Regions from separate parts of the Homo sapiens genome. Here regions 2, 3, 4 and 5 are each linked to region 1. The links are chromatin contacts, found by Hi-C or POLR2A ChIA-PET in ENCODE. All regions are on one chromosome and are shown on one strand. The core of a region is the stretch at or near the end of the contact, and the rest is flanking DNA. Distances in the headings are between cores, read along the strand shown.

Evidence for each region. Hi-C counts contacts between places; a loop is a spot of excess contacts on that map. ChIA-PET counts read pairs that join two places held with the same protein, here RNA polymerase II (POLR2A). Pooled maps may share reads with other maps.
Region 2: a pooled map shows a loop between it and region 1 (8-fold over the local background). The contact joins the promoter of ATP2A1-AS1 here to the promoter of APOBR in region 1. A Hi-C loop is called at or near these places in 6 of 50 pooled maps.
Region 3: a map of CD8-positive, alpha-beta T cell shows a loop between it and region 1 (6-fold over the local background). The contact joins the promoter of SH2B1 here to the promoter of APOBR in region 1. A Hi-C loop is called at or near these places in 1 of 168 maps with a recorded cell type or tissue (CD8-positive, alpha-beta T cell), 1 of 37 single-sample maps with no recorded cell type and 8 of 50 pooled maps. POLR2A ChIA-PET finds 5 or more read pairs at or near these places in 5 of 52 experiments (CD8-positive, alpha-beta T cell, GM10248, GM12878 and 2 more).
Region 4: a loop to region 1 is called in a map of CD4-positive, alpha-beta T cell, with 17 times the contacts of the local background. The contact joins the enhancer-like site here to the promoter of APOBR in region 1. A Hi-C loop is called at or near these places in 4 of 168 maps with a recorded cell type or tissue (CD4-positive, alpha-beta T cell, CD8-positive, alpha-beta T cell, naive thymus-derived CD4-positive, alpha-beta T cell and 1 more), 4 of 37 single-sample maps with no recorded cell type and 12 of 50 pooled maps. POLR2A ChIA-PET finds 5 or more read pairs at or near these places in 3 of 52 experiments (CD4-positive, alpha-beta T cell, activated CD4-positive, alpha-beta T cell and naive thymus-derived CD8-positive, alpha-beta T cell).
Region 5: a pooled map shows a loop between it and region 1 (4-fold over the local background). The contact joins the enhancer-like site here to the promoter of APOBR in region 1. A Hi-C loop is called at or near these places in 5 of 37 single-sample maps with no recorded cell type and 8 of 50 pooled maps. POLR2A ChIA-PET finds 5 or more read pairs at or near these places in 1 of 52 experiments (naive thymus-derived CD8-positive, alpha-beta T cell).

What each region holds. Positions count from the first base shown.
Region 1 is chr16:28,493,361-28,495,943 of GRCh38, forward strand. APOBR (apolipoprotein B receptor) reads left to right here and starts at 1,283. Exons shown (of 4, transcript NM_018690.4): 1 at 1,283-1,378; 2 at 1,739-2,583. The coding sequence starts at 1,322.
Region 2 is chr16:28,878,640-28,881,222 of GRCh38, forward strand. It overlaps ATP2A1-AS1 (ATP2A1 antisense RNA 1), which reads right to left and starts at 1,282. Exons shown (of 2, transcript NR_046290.1): 1 at 903-1,282; 2 at 318-465. It overlaps ATP2A1 (ATPase sarcoplasmic/endoplasmic reticulum Ca2+ transporting 1), which reads left to right. Exons shown (of 23, transcript NM_004320.6): 1 at 1-150; 2 at 460-477; 3 at 862-944; 4 at 2,276-2,380. The coding sequence starts at 33. RefSeq lists an enhancer at 235-1,008 and silencers at 1,079-1,128, 1,149-1,498.
Region 3 is chr16:28,862,561-28,865,143 of GRCh38, forward strand. SH2B1 (SH2B adaptor protein 1) reads left to right here and starts at 1,283. Exons shown (of 8, transcript NM_001387430.1): 1 at 1,283-2,583. RefSeq lists enhancers at 358-427, 708-1,002, 720-1,225, 868-1,227 and a silencer at 1,338-1,497.
Region 4 is chr16:28,139,836-28,142,418 of GRCh38, forward strand. The region is part of intron 9 of XPO6 (exportin 6); the gene reads right to left. Among named protein-coding and RNA genes, the nearest start is that of XPO6, 71 kb to the right of the region's middle. RefSeq lists an enhancer at 1,791-1,840. Within about 2 kb of position 1,301, at least 14 of the 41 ENCODE cell types and tissues checked have a DNase peak (open chromatin) inside an H3K27ac peak, as active enhancers do; they include CD4-positive, alpha-beta T cell, CD8-positive, alpha-beta T cell and natural killer cell, where a contact is called at or near this core.
Region 5 is chr16:28,179,870-28,182,452 of GRCh38, forward strand. XPO6 (exportin 6) reads right to left here. Exons shown (of 24, transcript NM_015171.4): 2 at 1,072-1,162. Among named protein-coding and RNA genes, the nearest start is that of XPO6, 31 kb to the right of the region's middle. Within about 2 kb of position 1,287, at least 16 of the 41 ENCODE cell types and tissues checked have a DNase peak (open chromatin) inside an H3K27ac peak, as active enhancers do.

The DNA.
Region 1 (2,583 bases), core at 33-2,532:
TGATGCTGTGATTTCATAGAATTGCCCTAATTGGAATAGGAAAGTGGGGCTGGGGAGGGGAGAAGGAGGGTATGGGGAAGAGAAGTAGAGCAAGGTCACTTTATGTAGTTCCAAATAAGGAATCATACCCTTACCTTCTTCTAGGTGGAAAGCGGCATCCTGCATTCTCTTCTTGTCCTTGGCCTCATCTCTGCTATGGGCTGTGCCACCTCTATATGCTCTTTCTCACCACCAGGCCTTCAGAATGCAGTTGGAAATGTGCCCTCTCGTCTGGGTGTGGTGGCTCATGCCTGTCATCCCAGCACTTTGGGAGGCCAAGGTGGGCAGATCACCTGAGGTCAGGAGTTCGAAACCAGCCTGGCTAACATGGTGAAACCCTGTCTCTACTAAAGATACAAAAATTAACCAGGTGTGGTGGCACGCACCTGTAATCCCAGCTACTCGGGAGGCTGAGGCAGGAGAATCACTTGAACCCAGGAGGCAGAGGTTGCAGTGAGCTGAGACTGCGCCACTACACTCCAGCCTGGGTGACAGAGTGAGACTGTCTCAAAAAAAAAAAGAAAAGAAAAGAAAAGAAATGTGCCCTCTCTAGTGTGCCTCCCAGGTCACTCAGCTGATGGAAAATGGAATCCTACTAACGTGCAGGGCTCTAGAAATTCAGCAGCGTTTCATACATGGCATCTGCCATCAAGGAAGTCACAGGAAGGTGGGAGGCAGACACAGATATCCACAATATAAAGTTTAGCCAAGTTCTTTTTTGCAAGCCTAATCATAGGTGAGGGGATGCACCCCAGAGCCACCAATCCGGCCCCTTCCGCCCCTGGGGGAAGCATTAATGACGCCGAAATGTGTCAGAGCTCCCACCAGCCCCCTCTTCACTGCTACTCTTTCTTCCCAGGCAAAACAGGAACCACAAACCCCAGCTTCCTCTTGCAGAGTGGCTGTGGCTTGTAGGGGAGGCAGAAATGGCTGAGGTGCGGATACGAGACCTGAGTCACTTGAGCTGCTGTTGCCACATGTCCCCTCCCTCTCCCCCTCCCCAGTTCTAAGGTCTCCTGCTCCCACTTTGTCCTTTCTGGCCTCTTGCTTGTCCTTTATTTCCAAATGTGCACCTGAGTCCCCTGTGTGATGTACACCCATTTCCCGGGCTGCAGTGGGGGCTACTGTGGGCATCAGGGGCCGTGGGCAGGGCCTGGGGTGGGGACGCATCAGGGAGACAGGGGAAGAGGAAGTGCCTTTGGTCCTGGGGAAGGTTGGCTTGTCTTGGTGGGTGGGGACGGTCATTATCAGCTTTCTGGACACACAGACAGAGACAGACAGGATGGACTTCCTCCGGCTATACCTCCCTGGGCTGCACCAGGCCTTGAGGGGGGCACTGGTGAGAAGGGCAGACAGCTGCCAGATACTTGCACCCCATTCCCTGGGGCCTCACTTCCGGGCACCTCCCCTGGGGCCTCACCTTTCCCCTCCTCCTTCTGATCTCCTCAAACTGGAGATTGCTTTCTCAGGTTCAGGCAGACTCCTGGCCTAATATTTTCTGAATTTCAGTCCCCACCTCCAACCATGCGTCCTCGTACCCCTAATCGATGCCCCTTCTGGCTCCTTCTGCAAATCCTCTTCTTCTCCTTTCAGATCCCAGTACCCTCTTCCTTAACCTGGGCTCCTCCAGCCAGGGCCCCCAGGGAAAGGGCTGGGACTCTCCTCAATGACTCTCCCCTCTCTCTCTCTTTTTTCCTAGGATTCCCTCGGCACCTTTGTCTCCTACCTCCTGGGAGATGCAGTCCCCACTGTAGAGCGGGAGGCGCAGGCGGCTGAGGAACTGGGGGTGGTGGCGGTGGGAAAGACAGGGAAGATTGTAGAGGAGGAAGCCCAGGAGGACCTGGAGGGCCTTAGAGGCAGCCAAAACGAGGGGGCTGGAAGGCTGAGAGGGCCTGGAGATGACAGAAGACATGAAGTGGGGAGCTCAGCTGTAGAACAGACCTGGGGCTGGGGAGATGGCAGCTCCCATGGGTCCCAAGCAGAGAGGCAGGACAGTGGGGCTGGGGAGACAGCCAAGGCTGCCAGGTGCCAGGAGCCAAGCGCCCACTTGGAGGCCAGAAAGAAATCCAAGGCAGGGTCTGGGGCTTGCCAAGACAGGAGCGGCCAAGCCCAGGAGAGGCAGGAGTCCCATGAGCAGGAAGTGAACAGAGAAGAGAGGCTGAGAAGCTGGGAACAGGAGGAGGAGGAGGAAGAGGTCAGGGCAAGAGAGCCAGGGATGGCCAGAGGGGCGGAGTCAGAGTGGACCTGGCATGGGGAGACGGAGGGGAAGGCTGGTGCTGTTGGGCCAAAGGCGGCAGGGGACAACCGGGAGATGGAGCAGGGGGTCAGGGAGGCAGATGCAGGGGAAACTGAGGAGCCTGGGGCCGAAGGGGCTGGGAAAGGAGAAGAGGTGGTAGTGGTGGAGAAGGCCTGTGAAAGCACTAGGGCATGGGGGACGTGGGGCCCAGGGGCAGAGCCTGAGGACTGGGGAATCTTAGGCAGAGAGGAGGCCAGGACAACCCCAGGTAGGGAAGAGGCCAGGGCAATTTTAGATGGGGAGGAAGC
Region 2 (2,583 bases), core at 32-2,531, 390 kb after region 1:
ACACCGGCCCCGGCCCCCAGGAAGGGAGCACAATGGAGGCCGCTCATGCTAAAACCACGGAGGAATGTTTGGCCTATTTTGGGGTGAGTGAGACCACGGGCCTCACCCCGGACCAAGTTAAGCGGAATCTGGAGAAATACGGCCTCAATGGTAAGTGTCCCTTGGAAGAGCGGCTGGTAATTAATGCCCTCCTGCACCCCCAAAACACACGCACACGCATGCACGCGTTTCTCCCTTCAGGGTTTCTTAAGGAAGAGCTGGGCCGTTGTCCAATGCTCGCAGGGGGAAGAAGATACTGAGAAAACAGAGTCCCGAGATCCAGAGTTTTGGGAGGTTTTAATGGGATGAACTTGATGAACCTCAAGGTGGCCTGATTCTCTTAGCCACAAAGTCTTGGGTGTGGGGGGCATGAGGCTGAACCCCAAATGAATCTGTCCTTTTCTTCTTTTTCCTGGGTAGAGCTCCCTGCTGAGGAAGGTAAGTTACTGGAATCCCTGAACTCTCATAAATGACCACCCCCCACCCCGCCCTGTCCCACTCCCTCCTCCCTGCCTCTTTAGATTCTTTGAGCAAATATCCCTTCCCAAAAGGCAAATCTCCCTCCCTAAAGGTTAGAGTCCTGTCCGGGGCAGAAGTCTCCCAGGCGCTTTCTCCTTGAAGCAGCCAACCCTTGAACTGCCCCCCACTTTGCCGAGTCTGTTTCTGGACTCCAGGCGAGCTTCTTAGCCCTTCTCTGGGCACCAAGCTGTCTGCCCACCACCCTAGAGCCTCCCCACTGCAGGCCGGAGTCCAGGGCGCTCCATCCCAGACCTTCACCCACTAGACCTTAACCCGGGGCCCTCCCCTTGCCTCCTCCCCCAGGGAAGACCCTGTGGGAGCTGGTGATAGAGCAGTTTGAAGACCTCCTGGTGCGGATTCTCCTCCTGGCCGCATGCATTTCCTTCGTAAGTGTGGGAGGGTCTCTGGGGGCTGGCTGGGGGTGTGAGGCTGGGATCGGGCGAATGCGGGGCTCGCAGTCACTGGATCCTCCCGTCCGAGTCCCGAGCATCCCATTGTACAGACGGGGCGGGCTGGCGCGCAGCAGCGGGTGTGATTCGCGTCCTCCTCTCTCCTCCCCTGCACCCCAGAGGCAGGTTTTATTTTAAGCTTTAAGGGTGTTCTCAGCCAAAACACCGAAGCTAAGCCACCCTCGCGGCTTCAAGAGCTTGGAGAGCTCGGGTTACCCACCCGAACTCCGGGCTCCGGGTCCCGCCGCGATGCCGGCTGCGGCGCGGGGGGCCACTGCCACTCCCGGCATGCGCCGGGCGGACGGCCGCTCCACCAATCCCCGCGCCCGTCGGCGCCCCTGCCCCGCCCTCCCCAGCCTCCTGACGCTGATTGGTCGAGGGGAGGACTCGCTCCTAGTGGCGGGAAAGCGCGGCGGTGTGATGATGACTCCAAGGAGCCCGGCGCCCGGTCAGGGAGGGCACTGGCATCCCTCATTACCCGCCCAGCCTGGCCTTAGCCCTTCCCCGCGCTCCCTAGGCACCCCCACCCCCGCAGGGCATCTCCAGGGCTCTGCCTCCTCTCCCGCCCTGGGGGCTACTCCCCATCCCGCGGTCCATCTGCATGTCGCGGGTTCTTCCGCAGCATGTGAGCCTCGCTGGGGACTCTGGAGGCAACGAAAGCCTCCCTGTGCCTTGGTCTCCGAACGCAGGCCCCGTCGCGTTAAGCACAAGCTGGCAGGGCCTCTCCTCTCCCTTCTCAGATTTGCTCCTTGACATTTGCCTGCTGCCTGGCGGTGGCAACAGCTGGGGCGGGGCGCGCGCAGGAGGCCCCGTAACCCTATCCCCGCTCCGGCTCCCTCGTGAAACCGGAGCTTCCCTGCCTTGGCCGAGGGGGAGGGCTGCGGGGGCCAGACCGCCTGCGAAGACCACAGGGTTTTTCCTCTCGGGTTTTGGCTCCCGTGGGATGGATGTGGCTGTGCGGGGGGTTGGCCTGAGCTTCGCTTCTAAGCCAGCAGCTTGGTCAGGGAAACCTGAAAGCATTCCCAGCTAATCCCCCAAGTGGTGCAAGTCTGTGCGCGCCCATCCCGCTGAGTAAGGCGGTGGCAGGACCTGCAGTGGATGGACAGACCCTCAGACGGATGTGGGGCCACAGCGCCCCGACGGTGCCCGGCCCTCCTGCTGGCTCCTGCACTCTCCTGCACAGTTCTCCCCTTTGCAGTGGTCCACTTCCTTTCTCCATCTGTTTTGGGGCCTCATTACCTGTCATTCTCCTTTCCCCTGCTCCCCAGGTGCTGGCCTGGTTTGAGGAAGGTGAAGAGACCATCACTGCCTTTGTTGAACCCTTTGTCATCCTCTTGATCCTCATTGCCAATGCCATCGTGGGGGTTTGGCAGGTTAGCGTTGACCCTTCCTTACCCCTTCATGTCCCAACAGTGAAGAAGAGGCCAACCCTCCCTCCAGTCTCCTCCTCCTCCATCACCTCCCCCATACTTGCCTCTTCCTCTGGTCCTATCCCCTGGTCTGGAATGGGATGGAGTGTGGGGAAGAGGTGGGAGACTGTGACCCACTGTCACTTCCTGGCTATGTGACCCTGAGC
Region 3 (2,583 bases), core at 33-2,532, 370 kb after region 1:
AAGTGCTGGGATTACAGGCGTGAGCCACTGCGTCCGGCCTTGACCTCAATTCTTTTTTTTTTTTTTTTTTTTTGATAGGGAGTCTAGCTCTGTTGCCCGCGCTGGAGTGCCGTGGCGCCATCTCGGCTCACCGCAACCTCTGCCTCCCGGGTTCAAGCTGTTCTCCTGCCTCGGTCTCCCAAGGGGCTGGGATTACAGGCGCCTGCCACCACGCCCGGCTAAATTTTTTGTATTTTTAGTACAGACGGGGTTTCACCATGTTGGTCAGGCTGGTCTCAAACTCCTGACCTCAAGCCATCCGCCCGCCTCGGCCTCCCAAAGGGCTGGGATTACAGGCGTGAGCCAGCGCTCCCGGCCCTGACCTCATTTTTTTTTTTTCTATTTTTAAAATAGGGATTCTAGTTCTGTTGCCTGGGCTGGAGTGCCGTGGCGCCATCTCGGCTCACCGCAATCTCTGCCTTCCGGATTCAAGCTATTCTCTTGCCTCTGCCTCCGGAGGGACTGGGACTACAGGCGCGCGCCACCATGCCCGGCTAATTTTTGTATTTTTAGTAGAGACGGGGTTTCACCATGTTGGCCAGGCTGGTCTCGAACTCCTGACCTCAGGTGATCCACCTGCCTCGGCCTTCCGAAGTGCTGGGATTACAGGCATGAGCCACTGCGCCCGGCCCTGACCTCATTATTTCTACCCACCCCCTCCCCCACCACTACCACCATCTTCATCTCCAGCCTCAGAGATGCAAACTCCTGGACCGCCTGCCCCTTTCCTCAGATAAACCAAGGTCGTAAGTTCAGGCTCCGCCTCCCCGCAGGGCCTCCCCAAGGTCACCCGCTTCTTTCCTCGCTCAGCTCCTTGGTGGCGTTGTCCGCGTGCCCCTCCACAGCGGGGCCGGCGCTCTAGGCTGCAGCGGGCCGTTCACACAGCCTCATCATCTCGCTGGTTTCCGGTGCTCGGCGGCTACTCTAGCCCTCAGCCGGGCCCTGGGACTCTATCCCCTAAGGCCGGTTCTCTATGGTCGACATCGCCCCTTTGTCCCGAATTTCCTCCGGGAGGACGCTCTGGTGGGATCCAAGCACTTCCCCCGCTGCGTCTGTGGTCGCTTTTAGGTGCAACTGGAGAAGGCACTGAAGCCCTACGAGATTCACACCGTCTTCGGTCTCCTGGGGTCGGCGCCGAGTGGGAGGATGGCGGAAGTAAGTATGAAGGTGCCCTTCCCTCCCGCCGCTGTTCTCTATGGTCTCTTCCTTCAGCGACGGGAAAGGGGGTCCTGACGCCTGCGCGGAACCGGGCTGGGCGCTCGTCGCGTAGTGGGTGGGGGCGCAGGGAGCGGGAGCCGCCGCCGCCGCCGCCGCCGCCGGAGCTAACCTCGGGGACCGAGATGCAGGTGGGACCGGAACCGGAACCCCCCTCTTCAAGTACCTTTTCCCTCTCCGCGACCCGGCCCTGGCGCCCGAGAGGATTCCTGGGTGGGGGTGGGCGTGGAGGGCCGGGGGCTGGAGAGGCACTCGGCCCCGGAGAGTGCAGCAGACAGGGCTGGTCCCGAGGTGGATGCGGCCCCGGAAAATGGGCGGCTGGGGGGTGTCCAGGGAGTAGGGTCGGATCGGAGTATATGGACCACCGGGCCCGGAGGGTCCGAGCCGAGAGCGGAGCCTGCACCCTCCACCTCCCGCCCTTCGGGAAATATCAGAACTGAGCCAGGAGGCAGGTGCACCGGGAAAATGTGTCTGAGTCCTGCTTGGCAGAAGAGAAACTGAGTCACCAGCTTAGGAGTCGCAGGGTCAGCGGGCCTGAAGGGGGCTGGGTCTGTCTGCGGTGCGGAGGATTGGGTGGGCCTGTGTGAGCCGAGGTGGCCGCTGGCTGGAGATTGGTTTGCACTTCTTGGCTGGGTTCCCCCGTGCTCCATGACTCCTGCATCTCCTGATTGTTTCTCGTTGGTTTGGAGTTGTCCCTGCGGTTGGAGCCATCTGAGCTTGTAGGGTCGAGGCCCAGGAGGAAGGGGAGGGTTCACCGACTTACAGCCTGGCTGTAGGTTTGAACAGGAGTCTGAGGTCGCTGAGGGTTTGGGGAGGCTTTCCTGAGCTGCTCTGGCCCCAGTCCTGGGGCTGTCACCTTCCAGTATTGCGTGGCGGGAGGAGCGCTAACAAGAGCCAAGGGTTGTAAATTCCACACCCAGCTCTGCCACTTTCTAGTTGTAAGACCTTGAGAGGGCTCCTCCTTTCTCTAATTTCTATTTTAGAAAATTGGAACAATAATATTCTTCTCCCACATGAAGATAGTAACAATGGCAGTCGTTCAGCGGATGCTTACTTTGCGTTCAGCGCTGACATACCCCATTCCATGTAATTCTCTCAACATTTCGAGGGGAGGGATCATTAGCTTTGTTTAACAGATAGAAAAACGGAGGCTCAGAGAGGACGTGGAATTTGTTCAAGATAACATCGCTCATAAGGTGGCTGGACTGGGTGCTCATAAGGTGGTTTGAGCCCTGGTCTGACTCAAGTCCATGGCCTTAACCAGAAGGCTAACCTGCCTTTAGGGCATACTCCCCAGTGGGAGAAGAGGAAGGTGAAAAATCCTAGGGC
Region 4 (2,583 bases), core at 51-2,550, 350 kb before region 1:
TGAAGCAAAAACTGATCAAACTAAAAGGAGACAGACAAATCCAAAATTATTTTTGGAGAATTCACCCCCCTCTCAGTAACTGATAGAATAAGTAGGATAAAGACAACATGTACAGGCTGGGCGCAGTGGCTCACGCCTGTAATCCCAGCACTTTGGGAGGCCAAGGCAGGCGGATCACCTGAGGTCAGGAGTTCCAGACCAGCCTGGCCAACGTGGCAAAACCCTGTCTCTACTAAAAATACAAAAATTAGCCAGGCGTGGTGGCGGGCACCTGTAATCCCAGCTACTTGGGAGGCTGAGGCAGGAGAATCGCTTGAACCTGGGAGGTGGAGGTTGCAGTGAGCCGAGATCACACCATTGCACTCCAGCCTGGGTGACAGAGCAAGACCCCATCTCAAAAAAAAAAAAAAAAAGACATGTACAAATTAAACTAGAAAACAATAACAAAAAGGTATATGGAAAATCCCCAAATATTCGGAAACTAAACAGGAAATCTCCAAAGAAATTAGAAAATATTTTAAATCAAATGAAAATTAAAATGTAACATTAAAATTTGAAGGATAGCCGGGCGTGGTGGCTCACGCCTGTAATCCCAGCACTTTGGGAGGCCAAGGCGGGCGGATCACAAGGTCATGAGATTGAGACCAACCTGACCAACATGGTGAAACCCTGTCTCTACTGAAAATACAAAAATTAGCTGAGTGTGGTGGTTTGTGCCTGTAATCCCAGCTACTCGGGAGGCTGGGGCAGGAGAATTGCTTGAACCCGGGAAGCAGAGGTTGCAGTGAGCCAAGATCACGCCACTGCACTCCAGCCTGGTGACAGAGTGAGACCCCGTCTCAAAAAAAAAAAAAAAAATTTTTTTTGAGGGATAAAGCTAAAGCAGGGCTTAGAAGGAAATTTACAGCATTAAATGCTTATATACACCACAGAGATAAGCCTATAAGCCTCAAGTTCTGAGAGTTAAATAAAATTATACATGTTAAGGCAACTACATAGTAGGTGCTCAATAAAATATATATGAATAAAGAACAAATGAACAAAGAAATGAATGAAAAACACACAGGTGATAAACAGACAAAATTCCAAGTCAGGTAAATACAAAGGATTGAAGCATATTCCTGGATAGCTTTTTCAACTCAATAAAGCAACTAAGACTCTATTCACTTGCCCTGTGGGGCAGTCAAGAGCAAGAACTAGAAAGCTGCTAGAGCTCTGATCTAAACCTAGTTCACACCTTTATTGCACCACAATGTCATGTGTAACAGTGGCACTTCCTCTTTATTAAGCAGGTTCACCCACTCCAAAAAGCAAGGAGCAGTTTTTCTCACCCTCACTCACATTTGTTTACAGTCCTATCTAATGTCACCAGAATCCCTACGTTGGTTTGTGGCCAGCACTTGCCAGAAGTCTAGTCACAAAGAGGCTCACAGAACATGACACAATGACTTTAGGTTGCTTCACACACTCAGGTTTCTTCACCTTCCTGTAAAAATAAGTTTCTACACAGGTGACTCCCTTCACATTGACAAGCACAAAGAGCCGGAAGTGAGAGAGAAAGGGGAGGTGAACCAATGCTTATTTGCTGAGCACCTACTGTCAGCCAAGGCACTTTACGCTCATTAGTTCATCCCACTTTCTCAACAATCTGTGAGGAAGGCACAACCATCCAAAAGCACAAACAAGGAAAGGGAAAGGAAAATCCGGGCCTTTCCATGCCACCACCTCAAAATACAGATCAGGATGATCTACCCCATCGGCCATTCCACTCTGCAGGAATGGCTACAGAACATTTACCCCATTAACACTGGGGCTCAGGCTCTCTCAAGTCCCCACAGTCTCTCATCAAGAAATTCCTCTCACACCTGTAATCCCAGCACTTTGGGAGGCCGAGGCGGGTGGATCATGAGGTCAGGAGATCGAGACCACCCTGGCTAACACGGTGAAACCCCGTCTCTAATAAAAATACAAAAAATTAGCCGGGCGTGGTGGCGGGCACCTGTAGTCCCAGCTACTCGGAAGGCTGAGGCAGGAGAATGGTGTAAACCCAGGAGGCGGAGCTTGCAGCGAGCCAAGATCGCGCCACTGCGCTCCTGACCAGGCAAGTGAGCATGCAGAGCTCCAATTTCCAAGCTCCTAGGACCAAAAATAAATCTATGTATATTTGTGCTTCTAAATTTGTAGCCTACAATGCTTACCACTTTGTTGTGATGAATGATGCAAAACCTTTAAACCACAGGGGACAGGAAATGAGTGCTGCCTTTGTGACTTAACCACACCTACATTTCCCATTTAAGACAGCAAGAAAACATTTTTGACTACTTCCTGCAAGATTAGTTGCTTCTGAAATATGATTCCAGAACATCCCAACTTCTCTCTGGTATATTTTATCAGTTGACAAACATTTGATCACATGTGCATGCTCTTAGTTAACATAAATGTGGTCATCACCAGAAGCCAGTGTTCTTCAGCAGCTGCTCCTGCAAAACAGCATATCTCTGATATATTAAGAGTCTCTCATAGTCTGGAGTGGTGAATGTTAAGGGTTACAGAAAAAATTATAAGCTGAAGTTGAAATATTTT
Region 5 (2,583 bases), core at 37-2,536, 310 kb before region 1:
AATTTGGCATCTGGAGCATTTGGCTACTTAAATCTCTTTTAAGATCAGATTAGAATATGAACATGTTCAGAAGGTTCTACGTTTAATTCATGAAATAGAAGGTGAGAAATATTTGATTTACAAACCAAAAATTAAAAGAATCAAAAGCATTTCAATTATAATCTAAAACAAGACTTCAAAGAATACAGTAGAGTGTCAGAATATCGAAGACTAATGGCCAGGCACGGTGGCTCACACCTGTAATCCCAGCACTTTGGGAGGCCGAGGTGGGCAGATCTCTTGAGGTCAGTTCAAGACCCACCTGGCTAATACGGTGAAACCCCGTCTCTACTAAAAATACAAAAAATTAGCCGGGGGTGGTGGTGGGCACCTGTAATCCCAGCAACTCGGGAGGCTGAGACAGGAGAATCGCTTGAACCCAGGAGGCGGAGGTTGCAGTGAGCCGAGATCGCCCCATGAACTCCAGCCTGGGCAACAGAATGAGACGCCGTCTCAAAAACAAAACAAAAAAATTTTTTTTTGAGACAGGATCTTACATTGCCCAGGCAGTGGGAAGCCCCCAAAAGTAATACCAGTTATGGGATTTCTGGGCACTATTAGGTTCAGATCAGACGTCTGCACAGCAAAACATGTTCATTTTGACACTTTCCTGAGTTGTTACTGTTTCTCTTTAAATAACCATCCAGGTGCAGTGGCTCCCGCTTATAATCCCAGCTATTCAGGAGGCTGAGATGGAAGGATCACTTGAGGCCAGGAGTTCAAGACCAGCCTGGGCAACATAGCAAGACCCTGTCCCACCCCACCCTAGACGCCCCCACCAAAAAGTCGCAGGCTTCTTATATGAAAGTTCAACAACATTGCTGAAATTAAGATCCACAGTGATGGATTTTCTTTCCTTTGGTCAAGTGGAGGGGTTTCCCCAGCCACCAGCCAACAGAACCAGAGCGAAAAGAGCAAGAATTCAAGTGGAAAGCACGCAGACTTGACCAGTCACGGCTACGAACAACTCCTTCCTCCCTACCAGGGCCTCCTCATTATAAATTCCTCTTTACAAGTCAATGCTCCACTTACCTATCTCACGTTTTCTTTCATTGGTTGTACAATCGTGAAAAAATTCTGTCATCAGACTTTCCAATGCCCTGAGAGAGGCTTCTTCAGATGCCTAACAAAGGAATTTGAAAAAAAATCAATAAGCTGCATCTTCAGTTCCACTGTTCCTCAGTTCCTTCTAGGTCACATTCAACAGCAAGAGCAATTTACTTCCTCAAAATCTTGGTTCAACATTCTTCAAATGCATGGTATATGCCAGAAAAAACTGAAGGGAATTTCCCAGCTGGCTCAAAACCCAACGTTGTTGTTGCATCCTCTATAAATTCATGCTACTGTGCAGCTGATTTTCAATTATGTATGCTAAGAAAAGGGGAAATTCAAAATTCAACTCTGGAATAATGATTGAAAGCAAATTAGCCCCTGGCCCTTCCTGAATGGGCAGAGCAGAGAGATTCAAGAAGGCCAGAACTCCTCATAGACTATTCATCCCTGATACATTTCCCCTGTGTCTGAATAATTTGTCATATTTTGATTCACAGCACTTATATCAAACAGCTTCATGGATTCTCAGGGGTTTGGGGGGTAACCAGGGAGAGTGGTTTTTTTTTTTTTAAGAGACAGGGTCTCTGTTTGCCCAGGCTGGAGTATAGTGGTGCAATCATAGCTCACTGCAGCCTTGAATTCCTGGGCTCAAGCGATCTTCCCATCCCAGCCACCCAAAGCAATGGGACTACAAGTGTGAGTCATTCACTGCAACTGGCCATGGATTCTTGGAGGTTTTTGAAGGCATTCCAGGAGTCATACAGTCAATTCTCAATCTCACGTGAGCAGCCAACAGAGATTAAAGTGCAGCTGAGAGCCAAGCTAACTAGGGATTCAAAATTAGCTCCTGTAAACCACAGGCCCACAGTGAGAGCCAGACTCTCAGCAGAACTGCTCAGGTTGGAAATGAGAGGAGAGGCAGCTCAAGGCCCCCAGTACCCATCCCCTCCCTTTGGGGTTCATATGGAGCCCCAAAACCCACTTCCTTTATTCTTACTCAAGTAGGAGTCGCAGGAATGACCTTGAGTTAACACTCCTTCACACAACCTGCCTGCAAAAAGGTAACCATTCCCAAACCATTTTTGAGTCATCACTGGTATAATTCTACCCCAGACATAATCAAGAGCCAGCAGCAGTTGTGATTATTTAATTATCTCTTAACTTCTTTCTTCCCACCTATCTCCCTTCCCCATATCCTCTCCATCAACCATGGACTGAGACCTGACTATAAAAACTGCATTTTAAAACAACAAGCCCACACTCAAATGTGTCACATGTCAAACTGTAGTATACCAGCGGCCTCCGTCGGGTGATTGACTTTGTGAAGACTGAGGAACAAATTTTCATCTCTGAGGAAAAACCAGCACTTCTCAGTACCAATTACAGAGGCTGAATCAGACTTGATTCATAAGCGTGTGCACACCAACCAACACACACAAGTGCACTCACTACACAGAACACAGGGCCACGTTCCTCCCACACTGAGGTCAC